3 separate regions of the Homo sapiens genome follow, and regions 2 and 3 are each linked to region 1. The links are chromatin loops, found by intact Hi-C in ENCODE. Cell type or tissue: heart left ventricle. All regions are shown on one strand. Region 1 has its middle 47 kb from the start of LINC00844. Region 2 has its middle 95 kb from the start of SLC16A9. Region 3 overlaps PHYHIPL (phytanoyl-CoA 2-hydroxylase interacting protein like).

Region 1 (4,000 bases):
GTTTTATGCATTGGCATACTTCTGGTGTCTTGCATTACTTCTCCCCTGATTCTTCCTTTGGAGCAGGCTGCCAAGGTGTGCAGTAGCCTGCTAGCACCTGGGAGGGGAACATGCGCAGTGTGTTTACTGGAGTTGTACGCATGTTCACTTGAGGTATTCTTCCCTTACCAGTCTAGCATTCCTAGAGGAAAGTCATATACCAGTTAAACTCTGCCATTTTACCTCTTAATGTGCATGTTTGAGCCCACTCACCAAACTCCTGAAATCTTATTGAGAAGCTGCCGCTCACCAGTTTCAGATTTTTTCTATCTGTTGGGAAACTGCCCTTACCTGGTGCCGGTTCTGACAAATTATTTTATAGAGAGAGCTAACAGTTGCCTCACCATCACCTGATGGTCACCTGACATTCCATTCCTCATGTGTGTATGTGGGGAAGGCTGAACCCTCTCCTGCCCTGCTTATGCCTGACTAGCTACCTACTGAAACATCTTAAAGACCCTCATTCCAGAGGGTCCTGCCCCATACCTGGGAAGAAGGAATGCTGCACAGAGAGGCCAAGAAGAATCTGAACAGACAGGCCTTGCTGGGTTCTCCACCTGAGTCTATTACCATTAGATCATACCCTTTTGTTTAATCACATTTCTACATGGCTGTCTATTCTTCAATAAACCTAAGCATAGAAACAGTTTTCTCTGGGTCTTTGAGTCTTCATTTCTGAAGCCTCCTATAATGTAAAACTTTGATTAAATACATTTATTATTATTTTCTCTTGTTAATCTGACTTTTGTTATAGGAGTGTCAGCCGTGACCTTTATGATGGGTGAGGAAAGGCATCACACCTTTTTTCTCCTACAACTTCCCAGTCAAAATGAGCCTATTCTCTCTTTTACTGTCATACCAGGCTTCTTTTTTTTTTTTTTTTAACTCTGTCACCAGGCTGGAGTGCAATGGCGAGATCTTGGTTCACTGCAACCTCTGTCTCCTGAGCTCAAGGGATTCTCCTGCCTCAGCCTCCTGAGTAGCTGGGACTACAGGTGTGCACCACCATGCCCAGCTAATTTTTGTATTTTTAGTAGAGATGGGGTTTCACCATGTTGGCCAGCATAACAGGCTTCTTTACTCACCAAGATGCCTGCTAACAAATCTGATAAAAATCACCCTTATCAACAACATCATGGAGAAATCAAGAATTCTATGAAATCAGCGTTCTCCTTTGCATGGTCGATAGCCCCCATGAGATCTGGTTTCCTCATCTCATACTACTCCCTGCCTGGTTCAATGCCATAGTCATTCCAGCTTCTTTTAGCTCCTGCACTGATCTTTTCCCTCTCTCTCCCTATGCAGCTTCACACCTACTGTTTCTTCTGCCTGAACTTCTCTCCTCAACTAATTTCCTGTCTGCTAAGCCAGCCCTCACTCATTCTCATACATCCAGTACTTCACAGGGAAGTTATCCCTGTCACTCCTCCTCTAGCATCCATGTTACATTGTCTAGTATGTACTTCTCAGTAGACTTGCACCACAGTGACAACTACTTGTTCAGTGGCTGTCTCATTCCTCTGGGGGATGAGATTCCTGAGTGCAGGGACTGTCTCTTTTGTTTATCTCTGTATCCCCAGCACTGAGCCCAAGACCTGGAACACACTGAACATCAGACAAATCGTTGTTGAATGAATTAATCAGAGTTAGTGAGAGAGGAAATGCATGGTTTGCCCCAATGGAGATATATTGCCTTTCCAAGCACAGTTTAAAAGATGGTCATTGGGCAAGTATGGAGTCCTCATTAAGGTTAATAGAAACAGAGAACTTTGCCTAGGATTACATGAGCCTGCTGGTTAAGAACAACACTTTTTTTTTTCATTCTTTTGGTTTTTTTAATGATCATTAAATTGTACCTACCTTCACAATGTGACCAGTATCATACTGTGGTATCAATTTCAGACTATAATGCGAGTCTGCCATCTACTGGTGCTACGGGGTAGTACTATGAAACCTCTGACAAGCATTTTCATTTTCTCTGGAATCTTCTGGGTTCCAGAAGCTAGGAGGGGCATAGATTCCAACATGCCCAACCATTTCATTTTACCCAAAGGGAAACCATTTCCCACAGAGTATAAATGACCACCCTGGGCCATACAGCTAATCGGTGGAAGGTCTGAACTCTAACCTAGGCCTCCTGACAAAATCAGCCTCTTGGTTCTTATTCTTCATCGTAATTCTGGATACTAACTGAAGTACATCTGGTCAACAGTGTTGACCTTGACTTTTTCCAAAAGGAAATGGAACAATTGAGACTTGTTCAAGTTTACACGCCAGGAATCTCTTACCCCCTTGTATAAAGCTCATCACATCCCAGAAAGCATATCTGCTTTCTGTCCAAGGATTTCCTGGATCTGAAAACAGCTGTACAGGATTGTGTGGGAAAGACTAGATTTACAAAACTTGGAATTTCGCACCAGAAACTTAGGCAAAGATGTGGTGCAAGACGTGCACTGCCTGCCATTAAATTGTATGCCATCAGCAAGATCCTGAGGGATTCGAAACACACCAGATGTTTGTGTTCCGAAAAGCCATGATCTTTAATGGAAAAACTGACAAACCATAATGGAAAGAGCTAGGAACTGCCATCCTAATAAGAATTGACAGGATCAGTGTAGAGCCTTCCAGAAAGGCCTCCTCTGTTAATCTGGCAGAATTGGCTACAGAAGCACTAGGTTTTCCAATAGGTACATTTTTAAAAAAATTTTTTTTAGCTACCCCAAGGGACTAGATTTAACCATAGTCATCTTTTTATTGTGTGGTTTGCATGGAAACACGCCTGTTAACATTCCTGAGATCAACGCAGAGTCAAAACAAACCAAACATCCCAGTACCTGCCAGAAGAGTTTCATCTTTCCCTAACAATTCTTGGAACAGAGCACTTTAGGGACTGAACTTCTAAAACAAAGGAAAGAAAGAAGATGTGGCTGCCGGGAAGTTCTCACTGGGTACTTCAAAAAAATTTCCCTGGAACTCTTTGGCTCGGAGTGTATCTTTAAAATTTTTCTTTACTCAAAACAGTACCGCCAGCTAATGAACAGGTCCAGGCTGGTCATTTGCTTCCATAATTTGGAAAAGTAACACCTTTACTTCATATCTCTGGGACCATTGTTGTCCAGCGATCTGACAAAGGAAAATACTGTCGGGTCCCAGGGGGTTTCCGATCAATCGGGGTACTATTTTAGTACCTTCAGGGTTGTAATAAAAACATGTTTCCTCTTGAACAAAAATAAGAACTAGCTAATAGAAATATTAATATTTATTCAATTAAACCCTTCTCATGATCATCTCCCTTCAAGTCTCAACCTCTAGGAGACTGATGCTCACCATTGCCCACAGACATGATCTGGAATGTCATTGGTTTACACCTGAATCCCTGTGTACCCTTTCCATCTCAACACAGTCCCCATGGACAATGGCACCATCTGGACGTCAAAATTACAGAGGACTGCATCAAGGTACCAGAGACCTTTGCTCCTCAGTGACAGAAAAAATGAGAATGTTCATGTTTACTCAGAATGTTAGTGTGTGGTTTAAATGAGGACTGGGAGGTCCAAATGAAACATCCAAGGCCAGACCAAGGTTCTTGTGATTTGGACATTACTACTGCCCTCTTTTCTCTCTTAGGGAAGAACTCAGAGTTCTTGGAAAATCTGGACTCTAATTTGTGCTCTATCTGTCCCCTGATGGCTCAGAGACACTGCTCAATGCAAGTGACAATTCTCTCATTGCAAAACCCATGAGAGATGTAACAGTCCCCTCCACCATCCCTTCTCAATTTCACATCAAGGAGATGCAGGTGACTGGAGCCCATGGTTTCCCCTCACTACGCCCCTCATCACTCCACATCTGCCAATATATTTCCTTTTATTTCCACCTACTTCTACTATTAGCTGCTGCACTTACTCTGAATTCATTTTCATCTCTTCCCTGACTCATCCTGTTATTTCTTAGTCATCAG
Region 2 (4,000 bases), 660 kb before region 1:
CTTGGCTCATTGCACCCTCGAACTCCTGGGCTCAAGTGATTCTCCCACCTCAGCCTCCCAAGTAGCTGGGACTCCAGGAGTGCACCACCATGCCTAGCTAAGTTTTGTATTTTTTGTAGAGACAGAATTTTGCCATGTTGCTCAGGCTGGTCTCAAACTCCTGAGCTCAAGCAATCCGCCTGCCTTGGCCTCTCAGAGTGCTAGGATTACAGGTGTGAGCCACCATGCCAGCCTTACTGCACTTTTGACTTTAATAATTTATCGACATTAGCTCATTAATTGTAACAGATAGGCTATAATGTAAGATGTTAATTGAAACTGTGTGGGATGGGCATAGAGGAACTCTTTGTATTATCTTCTCATTTTTTTGGGTAAATCTAGAAGTAAAATCTATTCTAAAAGTGTATGTTTTTGATTTTCATTTATTTAATTTTTGTTTATTTATTTATTTATTTTAGACAGAGTCTCACTCTGTCACCCAGGCTGGAGTGCAGTGGTGCGATTTAGGCTCACTGCAACTTCCGCCTCCTGGGTTCAAGTGATTCTCCTGCCTCAGCCTCCCAAGTAGCTGGGATTATAGGTGCATGCCACCACGCCCAGCTAGTTTTTGTATTTTCAGTAGAGACGGGGTTTCACTATGTTGGCCAGGCTGGTCTTGAACTCCTGATCTCAAGTGATCTGCCTGCCTCGGCCTCCCAAAATGTTGGGATTACAGATATGAGCCACAGCGCCCAGCCTTAAAAATAAGGTGTATGTTTTTAAAAGTGCATTCTCTGCCAAGAGAAGGCTGGGGAGCTCATGTATTAGATTTTACAGCTGAGCCCTGGGGACGACTATCCCGCGATATACATGAAATATTTAGGTGGCCATGGAATACCGCAGCAGTCCCCAACCTTTCTGGCACCAGGGGCCAGTTTTAGTGGAAGACAATTTTCCTCAGACCGGGGGAGGAGGGATGGTTTCCAGATGATTCAAGCACATTACATTCATTGTGTACTTTATTTCTATCATTTTTACATTGCAATATAGAATGAAGTAATTATACGACTCTCCATGTAGAATCAGTGGGAGTCCTGAGCTTGTTTTCCTACAACTAGATGGTCCCATCTCGGAGGCACAGGGGAAACAATGACAGATTATCAGGCATTAGATTCTCATGAGGAGTGTGCAGCCTAGCTCCCTCACATGTGCAGTTCACAACAGGGTTCAGGCTTCTATGAGGATCCAATGCCACTGATCTGATAGGAGGTAGAGTTCAGGTAGTAATGCAAGTGATGGGGAGCAACCATAAATGAGGATGAAGCTTTGCTCACTTGCCTGCCGCTCATCTCCTGTTGTACAGCCTGATTCCTAACAGGCCACCAACTGATACCTCTAGAATAGTGTATATGGCAACACAGTCACTTTAAAAAAAATTTTTTTTTTGAGACGGAGTCTCGTTCTGTCACCCAGGCTGGAGTGCAGTGGCATGATCTCAGCTCACTGCAACCTCTGCCTCCCGGGTTCAAGCGATTATCCTGCCTCAGCCTCCTGAGTAGCTGAGACTACAGGCACCTGCCACCACACCTGGCTGAATTTTTGTATTTTTAGTAGAGACAGGGTTTCACAGTGTTAGCCAGGATGGTCTCGATCTCTTGACCTCATGATCCACCCGCCTCAGCCTCCCAAAGTGCTGGGATTACAGGCGTGAGCCACCGCACCCGGCCACTTTTTAAAATTTTTGTGGGTACATAGTAGGTGTACATATTCATAGGTTATATGAGATGTTTTGATACAGGCACACAATGTGAAATAAGCACATCATGGAGAATGGGGTATCCATCCCCTGAAGCATTTATCCTCTGAGTTACAAACAATCCAATTACATTCTTTAAATTATTTTTAAATATATAATTAAGTTATTATTGACTCTAGTCACCCTGTTGTGCTATCAAATGATAGGTCTAATTCATCTTTTCTTTTGTGCCCATTTACAATCCCCACCTTCTCCCCAGCACCTCGCTACCCTTCCCAGCCTTTGGTAGCCATCCTTCTACTTTCTATGTCCATGGACACAGTCACGGGTTTTTTTTTTTTTTTTTTTTTTTGAGACGGAGTCTTGCTCTGTTGCCAAGGCTGGAACGCAGTGGCATGATCTCGGCTCATTGCCACCTCCACCTCCGCCTCCCAGGTTCAAGAGATTCTCCTGCCTCAGACTCCTGAGTATCTGGGACTACAGGCATGCACCACCATCCCGGCTAATTTTTGTATTTTTAGTAGAGGTGGGGGTTTCACCATGTTGGTCAGGCTGGTCTCAAACTCCTGACCTTGTGATCTGCCCACCTCGATCTCCCAAAGTGCTGGGATTACAGGTGTGAGCCACCGTGCCTGGCCCACAGTTACTTTTTAATGGCTGTGTGTTTTTTTTTTTTTTTTTTCCAGAAGATTAGCTTTGTGGGATGTTATGTAGATAATCTAAATGGTGTATGTGAAATTAATGGGCCTTTTGTATAGTTTATTTTTAAATAGCAAATTTTTTCTGATTACAGAGATAATATGTTTACCTTAAAAAATTTAAAAGTATCAAAAAACTCAAGGAAGAAAAATTTAAAACCATCTACTATGGTCCAAATGTTTATGTTTTCCCCCAAATGCATATGTTGAAATCCTAACCCCCAAGGTGATGGTATTAGGAGGTGGAGCATTTGGGAAGTGATTAGTCCAAGAGAATGGAGCCCTCATGAATGGGATTAGTGTCATTATAAAAGAGGCCTGAGTGAGCTGGTTTACCCCTTTCACCTTGTGGGGATGCAGGAGATGCAGGGAGAGGGTGCCATTGATGAAAGGGAAAGCGGGCTCTCACCAGACACTGAAATCTGCTGGCACCTTGATTTTGGGCTTCCCAGCCTCCATAATTGTGAGCGATAAATTTCTGTTATTTATAAGCCGTGCAATCTAAGACATGTTGTTAGCCCAAATGGACTAAAAAGCCCAAACCATCTCAAAATAAAAAGATTTCAATGCACAAGACATTGAAGACATGTGATAGGAAATGAGTGATTTTCATCTATAGTGGCTCTCACATAGGGCTTTTCTCAAAGGCCTGAAGCCAGCAGCATAAGAAGACTCCAGTTCCCTGTGCCCTCCTGCTCTTGTGGCCATGTCCCTAGCATGAGGGGGAGAATTGCTAGTTAAATTATCTATGATTAATTTTACTCCAGACCTCAGTAGGCCAACAATTGTTAATAACGTGATTACCATTTGCCCTTTCTAGCAAGTAGAATATGTGAAAACTGACAGTAAATGGATTATTATCATTTACTGTGCTAAAGCCATGTGCTTATTTCAATATTAAAAAAATAATTACTTTTTCTTACTCAAGACTATTGTAGGAAAACCAAAGAAAGTGTGTTGAGATTTTCCAATAGGGTTATGTATATGAAAGGAGCTTTAAATAGCTAAGTACACAATGTGTGTGTGTGTGTGTGTGTGTGTGTGTGTGTGTGTGTGTGCGTGTTTCATTTTCTTACTTTTACTATTGCTATGGTCTGGATGCTAATGTCCTCCTTCCCCCAAATTCATATGTCAAAATCCTTATCCCCAACGTGATAGTATGAGGAAGTGGGAAGTGGGGCCTTTGGGGATAATTGGGTAATGAGGGGGAGACCTCATGCATCGGATTAATCTCCTTATAAAAGAGACTCAAGAGAGACCCCTCACCCCTTCCCATGTGAGGACACCAAGAAGGCACCATCTATAAAGCAGGCCCTTGGCCAGGCATGGTGGCTCACACCTGTAATCCCAGCATTTTGGGATCTGAGGTGGGCGGATCACCTGAGGTTGGGAGTTCGAGACCAGCCTGACCAACATAGAGAAACCCCATCTCTACTAAAAATACAAAAAAATTAGCTGAGCATGGTGGCACATGCCTGTAATCCCAGCTACTAGGGAGGCTGAGGCAGGAGAATGGCTTGAACCCGGGAGGCGGAGGTTGTGGTGAGCCGAGATCGCGCCACTGCAC
Region 3 (4,000 bases), 280 kb before region 1:
CTTTCTAAAAGACAAAAGGAAAGGATGACAGGAGTACTCAGGTAGAGATATGGTATCCCATTAACACTGAAGTGCTCAATAAATGACTGTTTCTTGAATGAACAAGTAAACAATAAATATATGAGTGAGATGAATGGTAATGTTTCCAATCTAATGGAATATTAAGGTTCAGTTCCACATCAAACCTCCCAAAACAATGGCTTTGAGGTACTTTCGAGTGAAGCAAAGACACACATATGTATACAGGACACTAGTTTAGATGCAGATTTTCTTAAGGTCTTCTAGTACTCCAGTGAAAAATCTAGTAACATTTCTGCTAGGGACAGTCACTGAGATCTGCCTCCATTCACCTGAAATAGAGAAGGATTTTCCTAGTTTCTGTCTTTCAGTACTGGTGAAAATGAAAAAGGAAAAAAAAAAAAAAGGAGAAAAAAGCTCTGTCTCTCAAAATGAAGCTAAAAAATTATGCTGAGTATATTTTCAAACTGCATACCTTTTTATTTGCATAGCTTTCATCTTGAAGAAATCAAACTATGGATATAGAAAAAAATGATTTGAAGCCATTACTCAGATTTTTCTACTGAGAACTTCAGCTTCCTCCAATCAATACAACATTGTTTATTCTGTTACACAATGCTACTGACAACGCAAAAAATGACCAATGTCACATATATCACTTTATAATTACAAAAAAGAAATATTTTTCTATAATTAGCTTTCCCAGAACAACTAAAGCTTTTCTATATTTGTACCTAGTTCTCTTACCTGCGGTGCAGAATTCTATAATTTCACTCCATTCAGACACAACATAATCACCATCAACTTGTTTTGAGGCAGTCTGCACTGCTACTGTATATTCAGTTCTTGGGCTTAAAAACCAGTGTCCACGGACAGTCATAGGCAAGGGAACAGCTTTTGCCACCAATTTTGTGGGAACATCCTAGGAATGAAAGAAGGAAGAGAGAGAGAAAAATGAGGGGAGACAGAGAGGGACGAAGGAAGTGAAGAAAGAAGAAAAGGGAGAAGGGAGGAAGGAGGGAAGGGAGAAGGAGGGAAGGAAGAAGGGAAGGAGGGAGGGAAGGAAGGAGGGAAAAGGAGGAAGTTAATTTAGTAGTATAACTTTAATCAACTGTAAACAATGGAGAATAACTTATTAAGTTCCTGACTGACAATAGAATTTTTCTGCTTAAAGATACTTAACAATTATTATATTTAAATCTCTTATTTGCTATATGCAAAAACTAAGGCCCAACTTTATCAAGAGACAAGTTCGAGGTCATACAGCTTGTTAATAACATAAATGTACTTGGATTCCAGTTTTCTTGATTTCTAATATGGTGTTCTTTTCTGTATACTATATGCTCCTCAAAATGCAACATTCTCATACTAAATGACAAAACTTTAAAAAACAGAGACATAAAAGATAAAGTTCAATAGTATTAAAAATATTATATTTGGTTAACTTATACTACCCAATAATTTCACTAAAGCTGCCCATTACTTGATATTTTACAGGTTAAAGGAGAAAACACTAAAAATATGAATTTTTGCTTCACTTTCATTCAAATATAGAGTCTATGTGTCACAGAAAAGTTTACGTATTTCTAAAAAATGCTTAGTAAAGTGATTAATTAAATCTGCTAGTTGAATATTCACTACATTTCAAGGATATGGTATTCCAAGTGGAGAGTGAAGAAAAAGGGTCAAATCTCAAACAATTCATCATTTAATGTTTGAAATTTAAGATTTCAAAGCTATATCAACAAGGCAAATGTCAGCAAAGAGAATATCCATCACTGAAAGCATAATCAGAACTGGAACTCAGAAAAAATAATGACTGCTCAATCTTGCTCCCTCTTTCACACTTATCTGTAGTATGTATGATCCTCACTTATCTTTAGTATGTATAATCGCACATCTAATAAAAGCAATATTTCTAGGTAAGGTAAGAAAGTTCCAAAGTATCTACCAAGTTAAAACTTAATATCAATATTAAAAAATAGACCAGATTTTCATCATCAGTGAAAACACTGCAACATAAGAAAGAATGCTTAAAGCAGATAACTGTTAATTTCTCTATAGATACTTCTGGAAAGAGAGATATATCAGAAAAGATATATGATATGTGAATAAATATCAGAGAAGTGTTATATATCTAAAAACATTTAAAAGTTAATAATTTTCATTCTCAAAACTAAAAAGCAAAAGACAAAAAAATTTCATTATCAAAACAAAAAACAAAAGGCAAAAGACAGCAGACTACTTAAAGCAATTTTTAGCCCTAAAGTGTTTTTAAAATACCTTGAAGTTTATAAACTGCATCAGATTCCTTGTTTGGCAGTTATAGAAAAAAAAGTGTGCTTCAGTGGAAAACTATGCATTGCACATAGCACCCTCTTCTGGCCATCTGTCTGTGTTATGGAAGCCATTTTACAATTCTGTAATTTGTAGAAACTAGTAACAATTCAGTTCTTCTTGTCTAAATACATACAAATAAATTATGTTCAGTGGAGGACAACCCTCCTCTTCACCCCTCCCATCAGGACTTCCATACCAGTTTACACCTGTATCTACAAATGAGTCTTTTCTTTGGATTTCCCTTTGAACTGGTTATAACACCTCATCGGTTTCCTCGTTAATAAGTTAAATAAAATCTTTAAGGTAAACTAATTTTTACATCTAGATGATAGTCATGATTTTACCTTTTTTTGAAAATTATCTTCTAACAAAAAGCATGGCATTTCATTTTCTTACAAAACTTATTAGAATGATAGGGTTTTAGAGTTACATATAATCTTTATTTTTTCCCAAGTCAAATACATCACATAAGCCATTAATAGAATATTATTCGTTCTTTTAAAATGTCCTCATACTTAGAAAGTTTTAAGATGCAAATTAGCATGAGTATTTGTTAGATTTTACCTTGTGTTTAAATTTATTGGAGTTCTTGTTCTCTTTCTTGTTGAGGTCAATAAAATAGTGTGTAATGCGATCCTTTGATTTTGAATCCATTTCCCATGAAATCTTGAATGAGTCACACGTTATATTGCTTATTTTGATGTTATGTGGTACAGGAAGTTCTTCCATCTCTGCTATGCCACTGTCTTGTGATTTGTTCCCTGCAAGAAAACAATGCACAGGAAGTTAATTTCCAATTAATGGATTTTCCAATTTATTTCCAATTAATGGATTTATTACCAATAAAAAGTAGAGATGACTTACTCCTTATCATCTTTACTTTTTCCATTTATGTTTCCAATTTGTTTTCACAGAGTGAACACAAAAACACTGACACTCTATCTTTCTAATCTATGACATGTTAGTTTTATATGGTTAGGTTCCCTCTAAAAAACCTCAAGAGCCTATTTTTCTACATGACCAATCAATTTTGCTCTAAAGTAGTATCAGGTGTTTTAAGCCAGATAATTTCATAGACATGTTGATAATGAAAGGGCCCATCCAAATGAAGGAAACATTTCTTTAAAAGTCCATGACCTAGCAGTGACAGTCTATAAAAATTCCCCCTCCTCTTTCATTTTGGAAGCATTATATAGAGAAACAGCATGTAATGGTTTTACTACATATACAAATAATACTGAAGACCGTTCACTTACAAGTTACTATGTTAAGGATAACTCTAGAAATGTTTTATCTGTGGAACCTTGATGAATTTAATTTTGAGAGCTGAAATAACAAATAAGGCTAAAAGAAAAAAGATGACTGCCATAGTGACTGATATTAAAATCTTGAAGAATTTATATGACAACTAGTTACTTTAAAGATTACACTTCCACTTAGGGAAAATGCTAACAATTTGGCTAACAGTATAGAGCAGGATTTGATGGATCATAGGACAAAAAGAAAATACAAACATGTCAAGTTTGTTTTACATATAGGAAAGACATATTAGAATCAAATTTTACCCCATTTTTTTCTACATTCCCTTTCCCCAGGCCAACATAATGTTCAATGCCTCAAGAGAGAAAAAAAAAATGTTATT

The links. A loop is a pair of places that touch in the nucleus more often than their neighbours do. Peaks named below come from ENCODE experiments on the same cell type or tissue, not always from the same donor. Only the 100,000 strongest peaks of a DNase experiment are listed, where the experiment ranks them.
Region 2: a loop joins it to region 1, with 4 times the contacts of the local background. A loop is called at or near these places in 47 of 110 quality-filtered maps.
Region 3: it touches region 1 in a loop (5-fold over the local background); 46 of 110 quality-filtered maps call a loop at or near these places.

What each region holds. Positions count from the first base shown.
Region 1 is chr10:58,950,819-58,954,818 of GRCh38, reverse strand. No RefSeq gene overlaps it. Among named protein-coding and RNA genes, the nearest start is that of LINC00844, 47 kb to the left of the region's middle. In heart left ventricle, a CTCF peak has its summit at 1,961 (motif pointing left); no DNase peak of the experiment used is centred here; H3K27ac peaks cover 2,625 bases.
Region 2 is chr10:59,613,240-59,617,239 of GRCh38, reverse strand. No RefSeq gene overlaps it. Among named protein-coding and RNA genes, the nearest start is that of SLC16A9, 95 kb to the left of the region's middle. In heart left ventricle, no CTCF peak of the experiment used is centred here; no DNase peak of the experiment used is centred here.
Region 3 is chr10:59,233,423-59,237,422 of GRCh38, reverse strand. PHYHIPL (phytanoyl-CoA 2-hydroxylase interacting protein like) reads right to left here. Exons shown (of 5, transcript NM_032439.4): 2 at 2,923-3,119; 3 at 766-940. Among named protein-coding and RNA genes, the nearest start is that of PHYHIPL, 59 kb to the right of the region's middle. In heart left ventricle, a CTCF peak has its summit at 2,398 (motif pointing left); no DNase peak of the experiment used is centred here.